Linked DNA regions of Mus musculus: region 2 is linked to region 1. The links are chromatin loops, found by intact Hi-C in ENCODE. Cell type or tissue: gastrocnemius. All regions are shown on one strand. Links, peaks and the distances in the headings refer to the core of each region. The heading gives the core; the rest is flanking DNA.

Region 1 (5,372 bases), core at 74-5,073:
AATCCCTGGCCTAATATAAACACAGCGGCAAACAGAGACCCGGACTCGGGACTCAAACAAGGTGGAAGGTGAAGACTGATACCAAGGCTATCCTCCGACCTCCCACATTCACCACGGCTATGTCATTTCCTGATGACAAACACTGTGTGTGTCATACCAACACACTCACTGAGGGTCAACAAGATGCTCAGAGCATAAAGGTACTTACTGCCAAGCAAGATGACCTTAGTTCAATCCCTCACATTGCCAAGCCCCAAATCCTATGACACTTGAGAGACATACATACAAATGAGTATTTTTAAAACACTGACTTGATATACCAGAACTTCATGGATCAAAAACATATTGCCTCAAATATCCATAAAAAAAAACTGAGTTTAAGTTTCTAAGCACAAAAACTAGTCCATAAAAGTAACAAGACCAGCCAGGTGGTGGCTGCGCATGTCCTTATCCTACGTAGATGGCAGAGACGGATATCTCCCCATTAGTTCGAGGCTAAACCACGGTTCCAGGACAGCCAAGACTACGTGGACTTGTCTCGAAAAACAAAACAAGGGAACTACATCAATTAAAACTGCCTGACTTCAGGATGCAATGATGGGGCACAGCACTTGGGGGGTCAGAGGCAAGAGGCATCTCTGCAAGCAGGCCAGCCTGGTCTAAATATACAGAGTCTCTGCCTGAAACAAAAAAACCAAAGCCCATTCATTGCCTTGCAGGAACAATTTAACAAGGTATCATCTAAATACTCCCAAACGTGATCTTCACTCTAACCGGTTTCATCTTCATTAACCCCAATGACCAAGCAACTGAAAGGTGAAGAAAGGGGAGGAAAAAGAAAATCCCGAAGCGCAGAGCGTCTAGCGCTCGCAATACCTTCTCGGCCGCATTCTGAGATGGTTTCAGCTTCCCTTTGGCCATGAGCATAGCATTGATCTTGGCAGCCACGGCAGCGGCGGCATCCAAGGCTCCTGAAGGAGCGGCGGCGGTGGTGGCGCCCCCGGGGCTCGCCCCGCTGCCAGCGACTTCTCCACCTGGGGCCGTTGGCGGCAGGAAGAGAAGCGGAGCTGGCGCTGGCTGATCCCATTTGCTGCGGCGCCTACAGGTAGGAAAAGGGAAATCCTGAGGCCCACGGCCTTCCTTTGTGTAGTCTCCCCCTTCGTACACTCCATCCCGCGTCGCCTGCCATGGTCCCGAGACGTGCCCGAGATTCCTATCTAAAGCTCAGTCCCACTCCCCTTATTCCGATCCCCTTACGAAACATTTCCTTTCCAGTCACTTCCATCCGGAGACTCGGCTCGGCCGGGAACGCTCTGCGTTCGCCTTCTCCTTGGCTCGTCCTTCTAAAAGGCTCCGAGTTCCCTCCCTTCCCTCTCGCACCGCGGCCGGCCTCTTTCCGGGCGCCCGAGGCCAGCTCAACATTCTCTCCAGAACCCCGGCCTCGGCATCCGGACGCGTCCTACTAGACGGCCCGTCCGGCCCACACGCAGCCTCGCCGGTCTCCCTGCCCCGGGCCCGTGCTCGCTGCCCCCAGCCTGGCCCGCGAAGCCCTTACCCGCCAGCGGCAGGATGTGTCGCGCTCCCTGCGGACATGGCGGCCTGCTCCAGTCAACCACCCGCCAACTACCCACCACCGCCCTCCCGCCACTTCCGCCCAACGCGCTGACGCACGGCCTTTTCCGGCCGTGAGGTAAGGCGGGTCCGGTGAGGACTCTTGATTCCGATTGGACCCTCGGTGATTTAAAGCGTCTGGCGTCTCAGTGACAGGAGTGCCTGCCTGTCGACTCTCCGGCTTGCTCTCTTGCCCTTAATAAAAATGGTTGTTGGGCCTGGTTTAAAAGCGAGTTGCGGGCTAGGAGAATCCATTTTTATTGTGGGCAAGCGAGTTGCCTGGAAGACAAGTCAGAAAATGAAGCCGACTTTCTCCGCGTTCTCTTTGCTCACGTGGAGTCCCAGCCTGTAGCGGAGGAGAACCCTGCCGGCGACTTCAGCGCACTTCTCGATTCAGCTTATGAAAAAAGGAAATGATTCTTTCCAAAGTCATTTGCACAACTTCCTTTTCTTTCTTTCTCTTTTTGTTTTGTTTTGGGTCCCCCACCCACCCACCCTTAGGGATAGGAAGCTCCAGTCAGCCCGCTGCATGGGGGGGGGGGGGCTGTTCTGGTGGCCATGAGCAAAAACATTGGTTTTGGCAAACTCGTAAGCACTTGGACAACTTGTTATAAAACAAGTAAAGTTGGAGAAAAACTGCTCAGCGAGGTGGAGCTTTTAAAAAAAACGAAGCCAGGGACTGAGAGATAGCCCTGCAGACGAAGGTGCTAGTAGACAAACAACGATGTAAGTTAGATCCCTGGAGCACACAAGGAAAGTTGCTCTCTGATCTAAGAACTGTCATAATGGAGATTAAAAATCAAAAGTTATGAAATCCCCTTCTCTGAGGGCTGTGTGTTTACACTTGACTGCCTCTTCAATATACTGAAAAGCTTTGAATTCTAAGGAGTTTTGGGTGAATCTGAAAAACAGATCCTTAACGTTTATGCAAGTATTCTTCCAACAGAAAGCAAACAAACCCAGAATGCTAGCTTATAGAAATACTTACATTCCGACATAATTCATAGAATAAAATTCACTTGGGGCTGGTGAGATGGCTCAGTGGGTAAGAGCACCCGACTGCTCTTCCGAAGGTCCAGAGTTCAAATCCCAGCAACCACATGGTGGCTCATAACCATCCGTAACAAGATCTGGCGCCCTCTTCTGGAGTGTCTGAAGACAGCTACAGTGTACTTACATATAATAATAAATAAATCTTTAAAAAAAAAAAAATTCACTTAAAAGCTAAATAATAGAGAGTTTGGGCACATAATAAATAAATATACATTTGTGGTAGGGATGAAGACACTGCTCTGTGGTGTCAACCACACTAGTGTGAGAGGTGCTCCCTTGATCTTTTAGGGCTAGACTCCAAAGAGTCTTTGGCTTTTTTGACTTGGGAAAGAATTGCAGGACGAACCAGTGTGGAGCAGAGTTAAGTCCAAAGTTCAGTTGCCAACACCACACAAAGTAAATAAGTCTTGAGGAAACAGACTTGCCTGAAGAACACCAGGCTTGAATAGTTGAGTCATGTGCTCGACTAAAATCAGCATGGCAAAGCAACTTTGATTCTACATTCTTTCTTTCCTTCCTTTGCCTCTCTCTCTCCTCTCCTCCCCTCTTCCTCCTCCCCCTCCTCTTTTCTTCTCTCTCTCCTCCCCTCTTTCTCTTCCTCCTCCTCCTCCTCTTCTCCCTCTCTGTCTCTCTGTCTTTCTCTCTCTCTCTAAGAGGTCTTGCTGATACTATGTGAAAGGACGTGAACCTACAACCACCACTGTAAACCTAAGTATCTTTTATTCACCTGATATACTTGTCATCTCTGAGACATACTGCCTCGATCTGCTAACCTAGGCCTGGTCCTGAAAACTTTTAGCCTCTGTACAATCTTATCTAGGCCTAGCATGATTTCAGCCTCTGAGACTTACTGTTGAATAAGTGTTCCCTTTCTAGTTCTTTCTGAACTCTGGCTACCTGGTTCAACTTGGCTGGCTGGCTGGCTTAAAACTTCTCTCCTAGTTGACTGATTTCTTTCTACTTCTTTGTGAATTGCTCTGATAGGCTTTAAACTAACCCTGGCAATCTATTCTAATCTTCTGGCTTCTTCTCATTATCTATTTTGGTTGTCTTTACCAGGGTCTATCTTGTTCTCTCTTCAACCTGACTATGTAAAACTCTCCTGGTAAAACTGCCTCTGAATTCCATGAACTGATTGAATGGAACTGAACTAGAATTCTGAGATCAGAATGCTTCTGCCTCCTGAGTTCTGGGCTTAAAGCTTTTCCTTAATGGACCTAAGTTTTTCTTTACCTCAACTTGCTCTATATGTGGATGTCCTTGAACTCAGAGATCTGCTTGCGTCTGTCTCCTAGGATTAAAGGTGTGTCTGTATTACAGCTGGACCACACAGACCTAGAAGGTACTCTAGGCAATCTCTTGTCAGAGTAGCCATGTGCTGAATTAAAATTCCTCTACAGGCCACTTTACTAAACCAGTTTAGTTCCTAACACCAATAAAATACCTATCCTATCACCCAGAGTGTAGTCCTCACCCCAAATCAAGGAAACTCTTTTTTTTTTTTAAAGATTTATTTATTTATTATATGTAAGTACACTGTAGCTGTCTTCAGACACACCAGAAGAGGGAATCAGATCTTGTTACAGATGGTTGTGAGCCACCATGTGGTTGCTGGGATTTGAACTAAGGACCTTTGGAAGAGCAGTCGGGTGCTCTTACCTGCTGAGCCATCTCACCAGCCCCCAAGGAAACTCTTTTTAACTCTTCTTTTGTTGTTGTTGTTTTTGTTTTTGTTTTTGTTTTTTCGAGACAGGGTTTCTCTGTGTAGTCCTGGCTGCCTGGAACTCGCTCTGTAGACCAGGCTGGCCTCGAACTCAGAAATCCACCCGCCTCTGCCTCCCGAGTGTTGGGATTAAAGGCATGCGCCACCATACCCGGCAAGGAAACTCTTTGAAATAGAGATGATAACAGAACACCACAATCAATCAAAATTAAGAGTTAGGAAGCTGGGCTGGTGAGATGGCTCAGTGGGTAAGAGCACCCGGCTGCTCTTCCAAAGGTCCCGAGTTCAAATCCCAGCAACCACATGGTGGCTCACAACCATCCGTAATGAGATCTGACTCCCTCTTCTGGAGTGTCTGAAGACAGACAGCTACAGTGTACTAACATATAACCAATAAATCTTTAAAAAAAAAAAAAAAAAAAAGAGTTAAGAAGCCCAGACTGGATATATCTACAAGATAGATAGATATTCACATCGGGCCTGGTGAGATGGCTCAGTGGGTAAGAGCACCCGACTGCTCTTCCGAAGGTCCAGAGTTCAAATCCCAGCAACCACATGGTGGTTCACAACCATCTGTAACAAGATCAGCCACTCCCTCTTCTGGAGTGGCTGAAGACAGCTACAGTGTACTTACATATAATAAATAAATAAATCTTAAAAAAATTAAAAAAAAAAGATATTCCCAAAGAGAGGGTAGGGAGTTTGCTATGACATTGTGTCTCCTGGGAATGTCAGAAGCTACACCCAGAAATTCTCACCAACAGCTGAACAAGAACAACACAACTTCATATGTCAGTTGCCTGTCTTAAAATTGGCTTTACCAGCACTCGGCAGGTGGATTTCTGAGTTTTTTAGAGAAACCCTGTCTCTAAAAAACCAAACAAACAAAAAACAAAAACAAAAAAACAATGCCCAGCTACTGTTGTTGCTTTGTAACCAGATGTCTCTAACCAAGCTGGTCTCAAACTTCTAGCTCCATAAACTG
Region 2 (5,372 bases), core at 126-5,125, 390 kb after region 1:
GCCATGTGCCAGTTGTGGAATCCTGACCAAATTTTATTAACATGGGATTCCTCAAGTACAATGCTGCTAATACTGGCTACCTAGGACCATTGAAAAGGATATGTCGGGGCACTGCAGAGGTGGCTCGGTGGGTAAAGTCCTTGCTATGCATACCTGAGGATCTGAGTGTGGCTCCTCTAAATCATATAAAAGGCCAGATATGAGCCGGGCGTGGTGGCGCATGCCTTTAATCTCAGCACTCAGGAGACAGAGGCAGGCAGATTTCTGAGTTCGAGGCCAGCCTGGTCTACAGAGTGAGTTCCAGGACAGCCAGGGCTATACAGAGAAACCCTGTCTCGAAAAACAAAAAAAACCAAACAAACAAAAAAAAAAAAGCCAGATATGGTGGCATATGTCTGTATCCCAGTACTTATGGAGGCAGGGACATAGAGTAAACAGGTAGATCCCTGATGGCTATTGATGAGACAGTCTAGCTGAAATGATAAGTTCCAGGTTTGGTGAGAGACCCTTACTCAGCAAAATAAAGCAAGGCTGGGTGTGGTGAGTTCCAGAACATCAGGGGCTACAGAGAAAACCTGAACCAACCCCTCCAATAAAACAAAAAAGAAAAAAATAAAGTGGAAGGGACAGGAGAGATGGTTAAGAGCACTGGCTACTCTTCCAGAGGACACAGGTTCAATTCCTAGCACCCCTACATGGCAGCTCACAGCTTTCTATAACTCCAGTTTCAGAGGCTCTGAATGCTGATACCCTCTTCTGGTCTCGGAGAGCACCATACACATGAAACTAAATAAATGGAGAGCAATTGAGGAAGATACCTGATGTAGACCTCTGGTTTCCACATACATGCACATACACAAGCACACACAGAAGAAACATGTATGTGTACGTATGTATGATACATACACATGTATCAGAAGCTGAACATGGTGATCTTCACCTGTAAACCTAGGCCTCAGAGTCTGAATATTGCTGCAAATTCCAGAGCAGCCTGAGTTACACAGACCCTGTCTAAAAAAAATATGTATGTGTGTAGTTTCATACGTGTAGTACCAGCACTTAAGAAGCAGAGGCAAGAGGATAGTCATAGAATCAAAGACAGCCTGGGATACCAGGCTGACGTGAGGTCAGGCCAGCCAGGACTGCCTCTCTAGACCCTGTGTCAGAGAGCTGGCTCAAGAGTTAAGAGCAAGGGCTGGTGAGATGGCTCAATGGGTAAGAGCACCCGACTGCTCTTCCAAAGGTCCGGAGTTCAAATCCCAGCAACCACATGGTGGCTCACAACCATCTGTAACGAAATCTGACTCCCTCTGGAGTGTCTGAAGTGTACTTACATATAAATAAATAAAAATCTTAAAAATCTTAAAAAAAAAAAAAGTTAACTATGATATTTTAGCCGGGCGTGGTGGCGCACGCCTTTAATCCCAGCACTTGGGAGGCAGAGGCAGGCGGATTTCTGAGTTCGAGGCCAGCCTGGTCTACAAAGTGAGTTCCAGGACAGCCAGGGCTATACAGAGAAACCCTGTCTCGAAAAACAAAAAAAACAAACAAACAAACAAAAAAAAACAAAAAAAACAAAAAGAGTTAAGAGCACTGACAGCTCTTCCAGAGCTGTCATTCACTTCCCAGCACCCACATGACAGCCCAAAGTGGACTGTAACTGCACTTCCAGAAGAGTCCAGTGCTTCCTTCTGGCCTCTAAAGGCACCAGGCATGATGTAGTACAGATATATACACGCAGGCAAAACACTCAAATATAAAATAATAATAATAGTAGTAAAAGAGAGAGAGGGCCCAGGCAGTGATGCCCATGCCTTTAATCCCAGGTGTTGGGAGACAGAGGTGAGTTTGAGGCCAGCCTGATGTACAGAGTAAGTTCGAGGACCACCAGGAGTACAACAGAGAAACCCTGTCTTGAGAAACAAACAAAAAGAGCAGCTGACAGGGATCAGAGAACAGACCTCCACTTTATAAGATCAGTGACGTGTAGACAGTGCGCAGCCTCACATGCATGTGTGAAATGGACATTACAGGCCATTTCTTCTGTGATCTCTGAAGACAGACTACAATAAAGCATCTTACTTGGCAGGGGTGCGGTACACACCTGTAATCCCAGCACTTGGGAAGTGGAGACAGGAGGGCCAAAGCTACATGAGACCCTGTCTCAAAGTGGGAAAAGTTCCTGCTACACTTGTCACACCTCTGTCCCCAGGCTTGTTTTATTGGTTTTTTTTTTTGTTTGTTTTTGTTTTTAGATTTATTTATTTATTGGGGGTGGGGGTTGCATTGAGACAGGGTTTCCCTGGCTGTCCTGGTACACACTCTGTAGACCAGGCTGGCCTCAAACTCAGAAATCCATCTGCCTCTGCCTCCCAACTGCTGGGATTAAAGGCGTGCGCCACCAGTGCCCGGCAGATTTATTTATTTATTATGCATACAGGACTCTGCATGCATGAATGTCTGCAGGCCAGAAGGGGGCACCAGATCTCATTATAGATGGTTATGAGCCACCGTGTGGTGGTTGGGAATTGAACTCTGGAAGACTAGTCAGTGCATTTAACCTCTGAGTCATGTCTCCAGCCACCCCCACCCCAGCCTTGTTTTATATCAAAAGACTCTTCTTTATCATTTGACCCTGTCTGAGGTAATTCCTCAAGACATTTTCCCCAGTTCCATTGTCACATAGGCACTTGGGTATCTTTTACCTGTATAAATGAATGAATGAACTTTTCTGTCTTTTCCCCTCTCAGTGCTGGGGATCAAACCCAGGGTCTTACACAAGTTAGATAAATGCTCTACCACTGAACTAAACCCCTAGCCCCATCCTTACTTGATCTTTTAAAAAATATTATTTATTTGTTGTGCATACTCCAGAGCTAGTGAGGAGGTGCACGGTGTGTGTGTGTGTGTGTGTGTGTGTGTGCGCGCGCGCGCGCCCGCTTGCTGGAGCTGGTTCTCTTCTATCAGGTGGGCTTGGGAATTGAACTCAAGTCCTCAGACTTGGCTGCAGTTGCATTTACCCCCTGAGACATCTTGCCAGCCTCCCCCCCCCCCCCATTTTTTCTTTCCAGAGAGGGTCTCATTCTGTAGCACTGGCTTTGCTAGTCCCTTTCCTGATCATGCTGAGCCGAGGTTGCTTTCTCTTCCTCTTCCTTCCACAGCCTCATAGCCTTGAACTCACAATGTAGCCAAGGACTCAAGGAACTCTGATCTTCCTGCTTCCACCTCCCAAATTCTGGCATTACATGCATATACCACTTTACATGTGTGTTCTGGGGACCAAGCCCATGTCATGGTGCATCATGACCAGTGAGCTGCATCGGGCCCCTACCTCCATCTCTCTTGTCTTTTTTGGTTACACTGTTTCATGGTCCCAGCTTTTCCACTTGCCGTTCATTGCTCTTCTGTCAGCTCCGTCGCTTCTTTTCATCCTTCAGGTGCCAGAGCAGTTACTCACGGGCCAAACTCTCTCTCTCTCTCTCTCTCTCTCTCTCTCTCTCTCTCTCTCTCTCTCTCTCTCTCTCTCTCTCTGCAATAGGAAGCTAACTTTTTTCTTTCACTTTTTTTGGGGGGGCATAAGGGGCGGGGACAGAATGTACAAGACAGGATTTGTCTCGTCCGCTCTCGACCAGCAAGAACAACACGACCACCAGTCCTTCTAACAGCAGTTTATTCAGCAAACTTCCGTCTTCATCTCTCTCGCTTCAACTTTTTCTCTCTCTTTATCTCTCTCTCTAACCCAGGCCTCTCACTCTTATATACTCTCAGCCCTCATCCACTCACAGCAGGCCACGTCACCTCACCAGGCACGCAGCTTCAGCTAATCAGGGCAGCAGGGGCATGTCTCCACCAAAATGGATTCGCCAGTATCCTGGTGCAGCTGCGCAGCTCTCACGATGGTTGTGGCTTATTTTCAGGTGTATGAGGAAGTCAGGTGCAAGTCATAAGACTTAGCTGCAGTCCCTGGCACCTTCTTGGGACTGCTGCCACACCCGCTCCTCACAAGGACATATCTGTGTAGCCCTGGCTGTCCTGGAACTCACTATGTAGACAAGACTGGCCTTGAACTCACAAAGATCTGCCTGCCTCTGCCTCCAAGTGCTGGAATTGAAGGCTGCGCCACCACTGTCCAGCTTTTATTTTTGTAGCTTTCTATTCCCTTTCTGAGGCTGAACCTGCCACCCAAACTTAGGCCACTTCTTGTTCTCTGGTTTGATCTCCTACTTTCACCTTAGAACCTGTTAGTTCATCTAAAATGTGATTATGATGAGCTGACAGAGTCCCACCGCACACTGTCTTGAGTACACATGGGAACTTAGGGGCTTGTGCAGCTGGTTCAGAGAGCTAAGGGCTGTGGAGTCCAGAGCATCTGGGCTGGAACTGAGAGTTCTGACTGTTGGAATCTGTCCATCTGTCTATCTGTCCTCGTCTTGCTTGTCCCCAGTTTTTATGATATGCTGGCCAAATTCAGTAGCTCCCATTGGGCTCAACTTTATGTCCCTCCCAGCACAGCCAACCAAAGGAAGTTAGTTTTGTCTTTGTGGGTTTTGCCTTTGGTTGTTTATTGAGACAGTCTTGATCTGTAGCCCAGGTTAGCCTGGACCTTGCAGATCCTCTAGTGCAGTCGGCTTCCCAAGTGTTAGGATTGTAGGTAGGCATGCTACTGTGTTTAGCGAAGAAAGCTTTGACACACATCATTGTTGGTTTGCTGATCCTGCGACTTGACTGGCTCACCCTACTGTCCATGTGCTTCCCCAGCGGGCCAGCACAGTTGCAGAGGGTAAGATGTCAGCATTGGCCTGTCCTGGGTCACGCCCTGCTTATTTGTAGTGGTGAGAAGCCTGAGTGCTGTCTCTGCAGTCCAACTGGGGTCGGGGAAAGAATAATTTCCCAGAGGACAATTACTCAGTAGATAAGAACAGTTGTCTGAACCAGGCATGGTGGCACACACCTTTAATCCCAGCACTTGGAAGGCAGAGGCAGGCGGATTTCTGAGTTTGAGGCCAGCCTGATCTACAGAGTGAGGTCCAGGACAGCCAGGGCTATACAGAGAAACCCTGTCTCGAAAAACCAAAAAAAAAAAAAAAGAAGAAGAACATATGTCTGGGAAGAGCTCACCAGCTTCTCAAAATCAGGTTTTCCTTCTGATTTGGCTTTTTGTCAAAAGTAATATAGTTAACAATTTTAGAATCTCTTCTAAGGCCAGGTGTGACTCATCCTTAGAATCCCCAAACTTGAGAGGTGTCTGGATTGTCTTAAGTTTAAAGTTACCATGGGTTATATAGAAAGTACTAAGCCAGCCTTAGTTATATAGCAAGACTCTGTCCCAGAAAGGAAAGGAAAGGAAAAGGAAAGAAGAGAAGAAAAGAACC

What was found. Hi-C counts contacts between places; a loop is a spot of excess contacts. Peaks named below come from ENCODE experiments on the same cell type or tissue, not always from the same donor. Only the 100,000 strongest peaks of a DNase experiment are listed, where the experiment ranks them.
Region 2: it touches region 1 in a loop (2.8-fold over the local background); 2 of 42 quality-filtered maps call a loop at or near these places.

What each region holds. Positions count from the first base shown.
Region 1 is chr3:88,682,071-88,687,442 of GRCm38, reverse strand. It overlaps Khdc4 (KH domain containing 4, pre-mRNA splicing factor), which reads right to left and starts at 1,656. Exons shown (of 14, transcript NM_028814.4): 1 at 1,556-1,656; 2 at 877-1,099. The coding sequence starts at 1,593. In gastrocnemius, for the core only: CTCF peaks have their summits at 2,586 and 2,788 (motif pointing left); DNase peaks (open chromatin) are centred at 563, 1,084 and 1,672; H3K4me3 peaks cover 2,612 bases; H3K27ac peaks cover 2,973 bases.
Region 2 is chr3:88,289,276-88,294,647 of GRCm38, reverse strand. The region is part of intron 2 of Tsacc (TSSK6 activating co-chaperone); the gene reads left to right. Among named protein-coding and RNA genes, the nearest start is that of Tsacc, 5.0 kb to the left of the region's middle. In gastrocnemius, for the core only: a CTCF peak has its summit at 2,468 (motif pointing right); a DNase peak (open chromatin) is centred at 2,486.